2 separate regions of the Homo sapiens genome follow, and region 1 is linked to region 2. Evidence: chromatin loops called from intact Hi-C (ENCODE). Cell type or tissue: mammary epithelial cell. All regions are shown on one strand. Region 1 has its middle 34 kb from the start of GK-AS1. Region 2 holds the start of TAB3 (TGF-beta activated kinase 1 (MAP3K7) binding protein 3).

Evidence for each region. Peaks named below come from ENCODE experiments on the same cell type or tissue, not always from the same donor. Only the 100,000 strongest peaks of a DNase experiment are listed, where the experiment ranks them.
Region 1: a loop joins it to region 2, with 20 times the contacts of the local background. A loop is called at or near these places in 2 of 110 quality-filtered maps.

What each region holds. Positions count from the first base shown.
Region 1 is chrX:30,749,610-30,754,609 of GRCh38, reverse strand. No RefSeq gene overlaps it. Among named protein-coding and RNA genes, the nearest start is that of GK-AS1, 34 kb to the right of the region's middle. RefSeq lists an enhancer at 573-1,296. In mammary epithelial cell, no CTCF peak of the experiment used is centred here; a DNase peak (open chromatin) is centred at 2,899.
Region 2 is chrX:30,886,312-30,891,311 of GRCh38, reverse strand. TAB3 (TGF-beta activated kinase 1 (MAP3K7) binding protein 3) reads left to right here and starts at 2,058. Exons shown (of 11, transcript NM_152787.5): 1 at 2,058-2,198. RefSeq lists an enhancer at 1,683-1,852 and a silencer at 2,013-2,402. In mammary epithelial cell, no CTCF peak of the experiment used is centred here; a DNase peak (open chromatin) is centred at 1,901; H3K4me3 peaks cover 2,023 bases; H3K27ac peaks cover 1,903 bases.

The DNA of each region.
Region 1 (5,000 bases), 140 kb after region 2:
TTTTAGTGGAAACAGGGTTTCGCTGTGTTGGCTGGGCTGGTCTCCAGCTCCTAACCGCGAGTGATCCGCCAGCCTCGGCCTCCCGAGGTGCCGGGATTGCAGACGGAGTCTCGTTCACTCAGTGCTCAATGGTGCCCAGGCTGGGGTGCAGTGGTGTGATCTCGGCTCGCTACAACCTCCACCTCCCAGCCGCCTGCCTTGGCCTCCCAAAGTGCCGAGATTGCAGCCTCTGCCCAGCCACCACCCCGTCTGGGAAGTGAGGAGCGTCTCTGCCTGGCCGCCCATCGTCTCGGATGTGAGGAGCCCCTCTGCCTGGCTGCCCAGTCTGGAAAGTGAGGAGCGTCTCTGCCCGGCCGCCATCCTGTCTAGGAAGTGAGGAGCATCTCTGCCTGGCCGCCCATCGTCTGGGATGTGAGGAGCCCCTCTGCCCGGCTGCCCAGTCTGGAAAGTGAGGAGCGTCTCTGCCCGGCCGCCATCCCATCTAGGAAGTGAGGAGCGTCTCTGCCCGGCTGCGACCCCGTCTGGGAGGTGAGGAGCGTCTCTGCCCGGCCGCCCCGTCTGAGAAGTGAGGAGCCCCTCCACCCAGCAGCTGCCCCGTCCGGGAGGGAGGTGGGGGGGGGTCAGCCCCCTGCCCAGCCAGCCGCCCCGTCCGGGAGGTGAGGGGCGCCTCTGCCCGGCCGCCCCTACTGGGAAGTGAGGAGCCCCTCTGCCCGGCCACCACCCCGTCTGGGAGGTGTACTCAACAGCTCATTGAGAACGGGCCATGATGACAATGGCAGTTTTGTGGAATAGAAAGGGGGGAAAGGTGGGGAAAAGATTGAGAAATCGGATGGTTGCCATGTCTGTGTAGAAAGAGGTAGACATGGGAGACTTTTCATTTTGTTCTGTACTAAGAAAAATTCTTCTGCCTTGGGATCCTGTTGATCTATGACCTTACCCCCAACCCTGTGCTCTCTGAAACATGTGCTGTGTCCACTCAGGGTTAAATGGATTAAGGGCGGTGCAAGATGTGCTTTGTTAAACAGATGCTTGAAGGCAGCAGGCTCGTTAAGAGTCATCACCACTCCCTAATCTCAAGTACCCAGGGACACAAACACTGCGGAAGGCCGCAGGGTCCTCTGCCTAGGAAAACCAGAGACCTTTGTTCACTTGTTTATCTGCTGACCTTCCCTCCACTATTGTCCTATGACCCTGCCAAATCCCCCTCTGCAAGAAATACCCAAGAATGATCAATAAAAAATAAATAAAAATTAAAAAAAAAAAGAGGATTTAAATGTTCTCACCAGAAAACAGGATAAATATTTGTGAAGTACTTTAAATAGTGCTCTGGAATTTTGACCACAGAAGGTAGTATATTAGCCAATAGCTATCCTCATCATTATAATTTTCTAAAATGTTATTTGGAAAGAAAGTAGTGCTTTCCTGTTTGTAAGCATAAATATGCTTACAAGAATATTTTAAATATATGAATATACATAATTAGTACTTTTACAATATGCTGGGCAATGACTTAAACATATTTAGCCAAGAAGACAATTTTTGAACTAGGAGGGGAGGGACAGGTTACCAGAGGCTGGGGGCTGGCGGAATGGGGAGATGAGGTCAAAGGGTAAAAAGCCTCAATCAGGTAGGAGAAATAAGTTTGATTTTTTTTGAGAGCTACTGCACAGTGTGGTGATTATAGCTAACAACTGAGTACTGAACATTTCACTGACACTAAGAGTAAATCTCAAATGTTCTCATCACAAAAAACGTCAAAAATTTGAGGTGATGGGTAGGTTAGCTTGACTTAATTATTCCACATTGTATTTTTTTTTAAATCATACCATCAGTTTGTACTCTATAAATATATACAACTATAATTTGCCAATATATAAAAGAAGGAATGTACCTCAACATAACAAAGACCATATATGAGAAGTCCATAGCTAGCATACTGAATGTGGAAAAGTTGAAAGCTTTTTCTGTAAAATAAATAAATAAATCAGGAACAAGACAATGATGCCCATTCTTGTCACTTCTGTTCTACTTTTCTTGACTGGAAGTCCTAGTCAAGAAATAAAAGGCATTCAAATTGGAAAGGAAGTTAAATTGTCCCTGTTTGAAGACAACATCATTTTATATATAGAAAACCCCAAAGACTCTAAAGAATGGTTAGAACCAATAAATGAGTTTGGTAAAGTTGCAGAGTACTTATTTTTAAAAACTCAATAACAGGCTGGGCATGGTGGCTCATGCCTGTAATCCCAGCACTTTGGGGGGCAGAGGCGGGCAGATCATGAGGTCAAGAGTTCGAGACCAGCCTGACCAACATGGTGAAACCCCGTCTCTACTAAAAATACAAAAATTAGCCAGGTGTGGTGGCGTGTGCCTGTAATCCCAGCTACTCAGGAAGCTGAGGCAAGAGAATCACTTGAACCTGGGAGGGGAGGCTGCAGTGAGCTGAGATTGTGCCACTGCACTCCAGCCTGGGCGACAGAGCAAGACGTCGTCTCAAAAAAAAAAAAAAGAAAAAGAAAAAAAAGAAAAAGAAAAACTCAACAACAAAGAAAAATCAGCAGTGATTCTCTATACACTAACAATGAACTATCTGTAAAAGAAATCAAGAAGACAATCCCACTTACAATAGCATTAAAAAATAGTTGGGAATATATTAAACCAAAGGTCAAAGGTCTGTACAGAGAGAACTATAAAACATTGAAAGAGGCCAGGCATGGTGGCTCATGCCTGTAATCCCACCACTTTTGGAGGCTGACGTGGGAGGATCACTTGAAGCCAGAAGTTTGAGACCAGCCTGGGAAACATAGTAAGACCTGTTTCTAAAAAAAAAAAATTAAATAAAAACCACTAGCCAGGTGTGATGGTGCGTGCCTGTAGTCACACCTGCTTAAATGCTTAAACCCAGGAGTTGGTGGCTTCAGTGAGTCATGATTGTGTCACTACCTTCCAGCCTGGGAAACAGAGCAAGACTCTGCCTCAAAAAGAAAAAAAATTGAAGACACAAATAAATAGAATATTTTTCAGATTGGAAAAATAGTTAAGATGTCTGTACTACCCAAAACAATCTATAGATTCAATGCAATTTGCGTTGAATTAGATAGAAGGAGTTGAGCTTTTAATTTGTATTCCTATCAAAATTCCAATGTCTTTTTCACAAAAATAGAAATTATAAAATTCATAGGGAACCATGAAGACCCCAAACAGCCAAAGCAACCCTGAGCAAAAAGAACAATGCTGGAGGTATCACACTACCTGATTTCAAAATCTACTACACAAAGCTATTGTAACCAAAACATTATAGCACTGGCATAAACAGACACATAGATCAATGGAACAGAATAGAAACACCCAGCAGTAAACCCAGAATATATGGTCAACTAACTTTTGATAAGGGCACAAAGATGACACCATGGGGAAACAATAGTCTTTTCATTAAGTAACACAAGGAAAACTGGATATCCACGTGTAAAAGAATGAAACTGGACCCTTATGCCATACACGCATGAAAAAACCCACCCAACCCAAAATGTATTAAAAACCCAAACATAAAACCTGAAACCATAAAACTCAACACACAGGAAAAGAGTTTGACATGGGTCATAGCAATGATTTTTTTGGTTATGACATCAAAAGCACAGGCAACAAAAAAACTAAAGAAGTGGGATCACATCAAACAAAAAAGGCTTCTGAACAGCAAAGGAAACAGTTAACAAAATGAGAAGGCAATTTATAGGTTGGGAGAAAATATTTGCAAGCTACATATAATAAGGGGTTATCAACCAAAATATATAAAGAGCTCACCTAACTCAATAGCAAAAAAAAAAAAAAAAAAAAGATAAACTGGTTTAAAAATGGGCAAAGGACCTCAGTAAACATTTGTCCAAGAGGACATAAAAATAGCCAGTATGCTAATTATCAGGGAAATGTAAACCAAAATTATGAGATCATCTCACATCTGTTAGGATGGATTTTATCAAAAAAAAAACACAAGAAATTACAAATGTTAACAAGGGTACAGAGAAAAGGGAACACTAATACACTGTTGATGGGAAGGTAGATTAGTGCAGCCACTGTGGAAAACAATAGGGAGGTTTCTAAATAAATTAAAAGTAGAACTGGCCAAGGCACGGTGGCTCACACTTGTAATGACAGCACTTTCGAAGGCTGAGGTGAGAGGATCTCTTGTGGCCAGGAATTCGAGACCAGCCTGGGCAACACAGGGAGACTCCATCTCTCTCTCTCTTTTTTTTTTTTTTTTTTTTTTTGAGACAGAGTTTTCACTCTTGTCACCCAGGCTTAAGTACAATCTCTGCTCACTGCAACCTCTGCCTCCCGGGTTCAATCGATTCTCCTGTCTCAGCCTCCTGAGTACTTGGGATTACAGGGGCCTGCCACCACGCCCAGCGAATTTTTTTTTTTTTTTTTTTTTTTGTATTTTTAGTAGAGACAGGGTTTCAACATGTTGGCCAGGCTGGTCTTTAACTCCTTACCTCAAGTGATCTTCCCACCTTGACCTCCCAAAGTGCTGGGATTACAGGCGTGAGCCACTGCACCCGGCGGGAGACTCCATCTCTAAAAAAAGTTAAAAAGTTAGCCAGGCATGGTGGGGCGCACCTGCGGTCCCAGCTACTCTTGTGAGGCTGAGGACCACTTGAGCCCAGAAGGTCAAGGCCACAGTGAGCCGTGATTGTGCCACTGCCCTACAATGTGGGCGACAGAGCAAGACCCTGTCTCAAAACAAACAAACAAAAAAAGAAGTAACATATAACCCAGGAATCCCACTTCTGCACTCCTGGGTATATATCAAAAGGAATTGAAACCAATATGGCGAAGGGACAGCTGCAATCTCATGTTCATTGCAGCACTATTCACAACAGCCAAATATGAAAACAAATGTCTGTTGATAGATGAATGGATAATGAAATTGTGATATAAAGGAGTATTTTGGTACAATATGGTTCAGCCTTTAAAAAGAAGGAAATCCTACCATTTGTGACAAC
Region 2 (5,000 bases):
GTCCACTTTTGCCACGTAATAAGGAAAAGTCTCAGTGCCATGCTACAATAAGCATTTATTTCTCACTCATGGGTTTGTGAGTTGGCTGGGGCTGCTCTGCTTGGTCCGAAACCTGAACTTGAAGCAGGTTTTCTACAAATGTTTCAGCACGATGGGCCCCAGTATGTGGGGTGTGTGATAGGAGTGAATGACCCCCTTTCTGACCACATCCAGCTTCCAAAATGAGTGGCTCTTGACACTGGAGCTGCTCTACTTCAGGATGTGGGTCAAGTTCAGCTCCAGTCCAGGTGTCACATTCTCATCCCCAGGCTAGAGGGAGATTGGAAGCTCCCAGAGGGACAGGAGAACTTCCTTCCCATAGCAGCAGTTGGATCCTTTGCAGTTTCCCCACACTTGCAGAGACAACGTCTTGAGCCCCACTCAAAGACACGAGCACCAGCAGATGCTGCTCCTTTCTCAGAGGTCTGAGTTTTACCTCCACAAGGCAATTCCTCTAAACGTCTAAATTGTAATAATCCCAACCTCTTCCCTTCCTCCTCCTAGCTCTAGGCATAGTAGCTGCTTCCTGCAGTTGCTACCTCTGCGATACATTAAGAGTTCTCTCTGACCTTATCAGTTGCCTAATAATCAATTCTTGATATTAAATTCTCTTGGTTGAAATAATTGGGGTGGTTTGTTTCCTGCTATCGCCCTGAGTGATTCACTGGACTAAATCCTATGCCTGTCAGACACCGCTCAAGAATTTTCTCTTTGGCTGGGCGCGGTGGCTCACCACCTGTAATCCCAGCACTTTGGGAGGCCGAGGCGGGCAGATCACCTGAGGTCAGGAGTTCAAGACCAGCCTGGTCAACAGGAGAAACCCTGTCTCTACCAAAACTAATCAGCCGGGCATGGTGGCACACACCTGTAGTCGCAGCTACTCGGGAGGCTGAGGCACGAGAATCACTTGAACCTGGGAGGCTGAGGTTGGAGTGAGCCGAGATCACACCACTGCACTCCAGCCTAGGCAACAGAGTGAGACTCGGTCTCAAAAAAAAAAAAAGGAATTTCCTCTTTGATGTATTTTATATCCTCCCCCCATATCTGTCACTCCTCTCTGTACTCATTTCTATCATAGAACTTACTGTGCTAAAGTGTCGTCATTGTTTTTTCTCATTCATCTCCATCCCAGACCAATAGCTCCCTGAGATCACAGCATTTCCTCAGTAGCTGGCACATAGGAAACTGAACAACACACGTTTGAATGAATGAGCAAGAAAAAATAAAATAGGAAAAAGAATTATTAGTATCAGATGGCTCATGTAGCACTAAAAATGAAAGAGAAAGTTAGATGGTGATGTGGGAAACAGGAGGACTGTGGCTGCCAACTGTGAGGCCATCTGCAAGCACACAGCAAGAAGCTCTTGATTAATAATGTGAACCCATAACAGGATGAAGAAGGTGCAGCTGAGGCTTTGCACAGAATACTCGGTGACAAAACCCATAAGGACAAGCAAAGGGTTAGAAGACTCCCGGGGACGCAAAAAGTGTGTTGGCCATTCGGGCTCCTGAGGGATGACCAAGCCTTAAGGGACGCCTCTCACTTGGTGCCTGGTCCTGCCAAGCCCTTTACTGGGTTTCTTGACTGGGTTTCATTACCCCGCCCCGCGCCACTAGTGGAAACAGGTAAAACCTGGAGAACTAGGTCCTACTTTAGGGGCCGTTCCGGGCATGCGTCATTACCCGCGCACGCAGGCGCAGTAACTTCTTCGGTAACTGGTACTGCCCATTTCCGATATGGGAAGCGTTTGCTCAGGCTTCCCTAACTTATCACCTTTCCTTTGGGCCCCCGCCCTCCTGTTCCTGTGGGGGAAGCCTCGCGAGATCGCCCTGGGCAGTACCCGGCGGCGCCATCTTTGTGCCTGGCGAGCGACGGCGCCCGACGGAAGCCCTGAAGCCAGAGCTTGCTTGCCAAGCTCTCGCTCAGACCGGATCTAGGAAATACGAGGCGGGCCTCGGTGGGAGGGACGCACTGAGGGAGGAGGGAGGAAAGGGGGCGGCGGCGGCGGCGGCGGCTCACACCGGATCCCGGCCCTGCACGGCGCGTACCCTGGGGGTTCGGGCGGGGAAGCGGCGCCGGCCCGGACCCCCCGCGGGAGTAGGCGACGGGCGTGAGGGCGAGGCGGCGGCGGCGGCGGCCAGAGAGCAGCAGCCGCCTGGTGAGTGTCCGCGGGGAGGCCCGGCACCTGCCCGAGCAGGGACGTCGGGGGCGCCCCCGGGATCGTCCCAGTGACCCTGTGCCTGAGACGGTGGGCGTGTGCGCAACTGCGGCGTCCCGGGGACTCACCCCGGCCCGGGACTGCGGCTGACAGCGGGAACTGCGGGGCTGCCGGAGGTTTGCGCAGGGCCTGGCGCGTCCGCGCCCGCCCCAGACGCCCCGAGAGGCCGAGGGGAGAGGGAGTGGCTGGGGTGGGGTGTCGACTTGATTGGCCTTGGTCCCCCAAACGGAGGGGACGATGCCCTTCCTCGCCGGACCCTAGGCATTGCGGAGAGTGAGCCTCTGTGGACCGGCTTTAAGCCCCCAGGAAGGTGTTTGAGGATGAGGACTAGCAGCACCAGCGTGGGGGCCGTTGAGGGTGTTGAGAGATGTGAAGGTTAGTAGCAGTATAGTAAGAATTGTTGGAGAGGAGGTTTCCAGATGACTGTTGGTAGGTGTTGAGTAAGGAGAAAACACTGCTTTCCTTTAAAGATCGCACAAGCAGTCCTCTGAGGTCCAACAACAGATTAGAGTTATTCCCAGTTGGAGTTCTGTAGTTTACTACCGTGTGCCAGCTCATAAAGTGCGTAAAAGCAGGATTTGAAGGGTGAGGGACAGGTGAGGCATAAAGTAAGCTGCATAAAAAGATCCAAAGTTTGTTAATGTGTTAAAGTGTAAATCCTTCTGTTTCTACTGAAATGTAACTTATTTAAATTATTTAAGAAAACTTGCCACCTTTGGTCCAGACCGGGCTTGTCAGTTCGATGTGTTTCTTCAGTGACGTTTGTCAATCAGGCAGTCATTTTGGCATACAGTATATTTACTTCTGGTTTCTAAAAGAACAAGAATGAATGAGAAAAGGGAACAGTTTGGCAAACTGAGCTTTCTTTGCGCACTTTTTCATTTTGAAAGGATAAGAGAATTTACTTTTTTCTTTGCTTTAGTAATGATTTGCAGTAGTATACAAGAACACGTGGAAGAAGAAAGGGTTTTTTGAGATGAGAGTTTAATTTTGCACAGTGTTAAATTATAAAGGGCCTCATCACCCATGGTAAGTTTTGTGATGGTGTGTTTTATGAACACCGGAAGAATACAGGCACATACATATACATGCTTTTTAGTCAGTGTGTGATATGAATCTTTACAACCGTAGGGACAGCCCCCGCCCCCACTTGCTTACAACTGGCTTAATCAAGGGAAAGACTTCAGTGAAGGTAAATATTAAATATGTGATTTTCATCTTCACATCTGAAAGAACATAATCTGCATTCAGTCACCCTGAATTTTCATCCATATGTTTATTTGATGGAGTCTTCCCCTCAGTTATAGATACCACATTGTGTACAGTTTGTTGGAGCAAACAGAGCTAACGTCGATTATATTCAGGCACTGGAGATCCTCACAGCTACCCTATGCTAAAGATAATGTTATGCCGATTGCACAGAACAATACTAACCTCCAATATTCTTTGGCGACTTCGCTGAGGAGATTATATAGCTGGTAAATTGCAGAGCTAGAACTCAAACTCATGTAGGTCTGATTCTAGAGTGTGTGTTCTTTCACCATACTCTGCGTAAGTTTTTGTGCTGACTGATACAAATTTTATGAAAATGGAAATTTGTGTTACAAAGAAACCTTTCAGTTCTGTTGGTAATCTTGAAAGCTTTCAGTGTCCTTGGCTCCAGATAATCTCAAGGTTTTTTTTTCTTTTCAGATGCGTCCATTTTCTAGCCAGAGGTAACATTTGAGCTAGAAGTCTGCTGATCTGTAAAGAGATTCCTGATAGCTGGTAGTGACCTATCTGAAATTCAGATATTTTCAGTTACTTTGCCTCTTGTGTCAGCATGCCCAAGATACTTCAAAGAACAAATATTTTGTTTATTCTAGTCCTGAATAGTATTTCAAATTACATTATTACATGGCAACTATCTATAGGGGTTTGAATTTGCTTTATCAGCTTGGAGGTACACATACACATCCCTGCCTTCTCCAGCAAGTGGAGTACTTGACAGCTGACCCTGTTTTTCTTCTCTTTAATAATTTGATACAAAGGTTTTGGACCCTATTCATGATTTGCAGAAAAGACGGCAGCTCTTCTGGGATCCACCATAATCTGCTATGGGGCAAGGGAATGAAAGACCTTAACAGGTTCCCAGGCAGTATCTGAGGTGTTGATGAAACAGCAGGAACATCTTGCCAGTGGTCACTTTTATCTCCCACTGGTCTTTGCTGTTGCATTTCTTATGTGCTGCAGAGCCTGCTCAAGAGAAGGGCTCCACATCTGAATAGAGTTGAAGTGGAACAGCCACAGAAATCAGAAAAAAAGAGAAAAAGATACTAAATGTCTGGTAGTCATCCTCCACCAAGTCACTTAGTCAGGTTTAGCTGCCTAGTTAATTATCTCTGGCTGAAAGTTCTAGAAAAGTTTTGAAATTTGGGGTTTGCTGCTTCATCTTTTAAGAAGTACATTGTTTGGGGGCCTTCAGTTAAGTAGTCCTGTCTTCATGGAAACAGAAAAAGGAGTCTTGTGTTCCTCAGTACACATCAGTATGTGTGTGTATTATGTAGCTTTAGAGACTGTTTTAAGTAATCCCTTGGCATCTTGATGGGCAATCTGTGGTCTGAATAAGTTTTTAAATATAGTTATACTCCCAAGAAAGCGTTAAATAAAATATACTTCCTTACTTGTGAAAGTAATTACTCATGGTATTTGGGCTATTTATTAGGGCAAAAAAAAAAATCAACAAATGATAATGTAACTGAA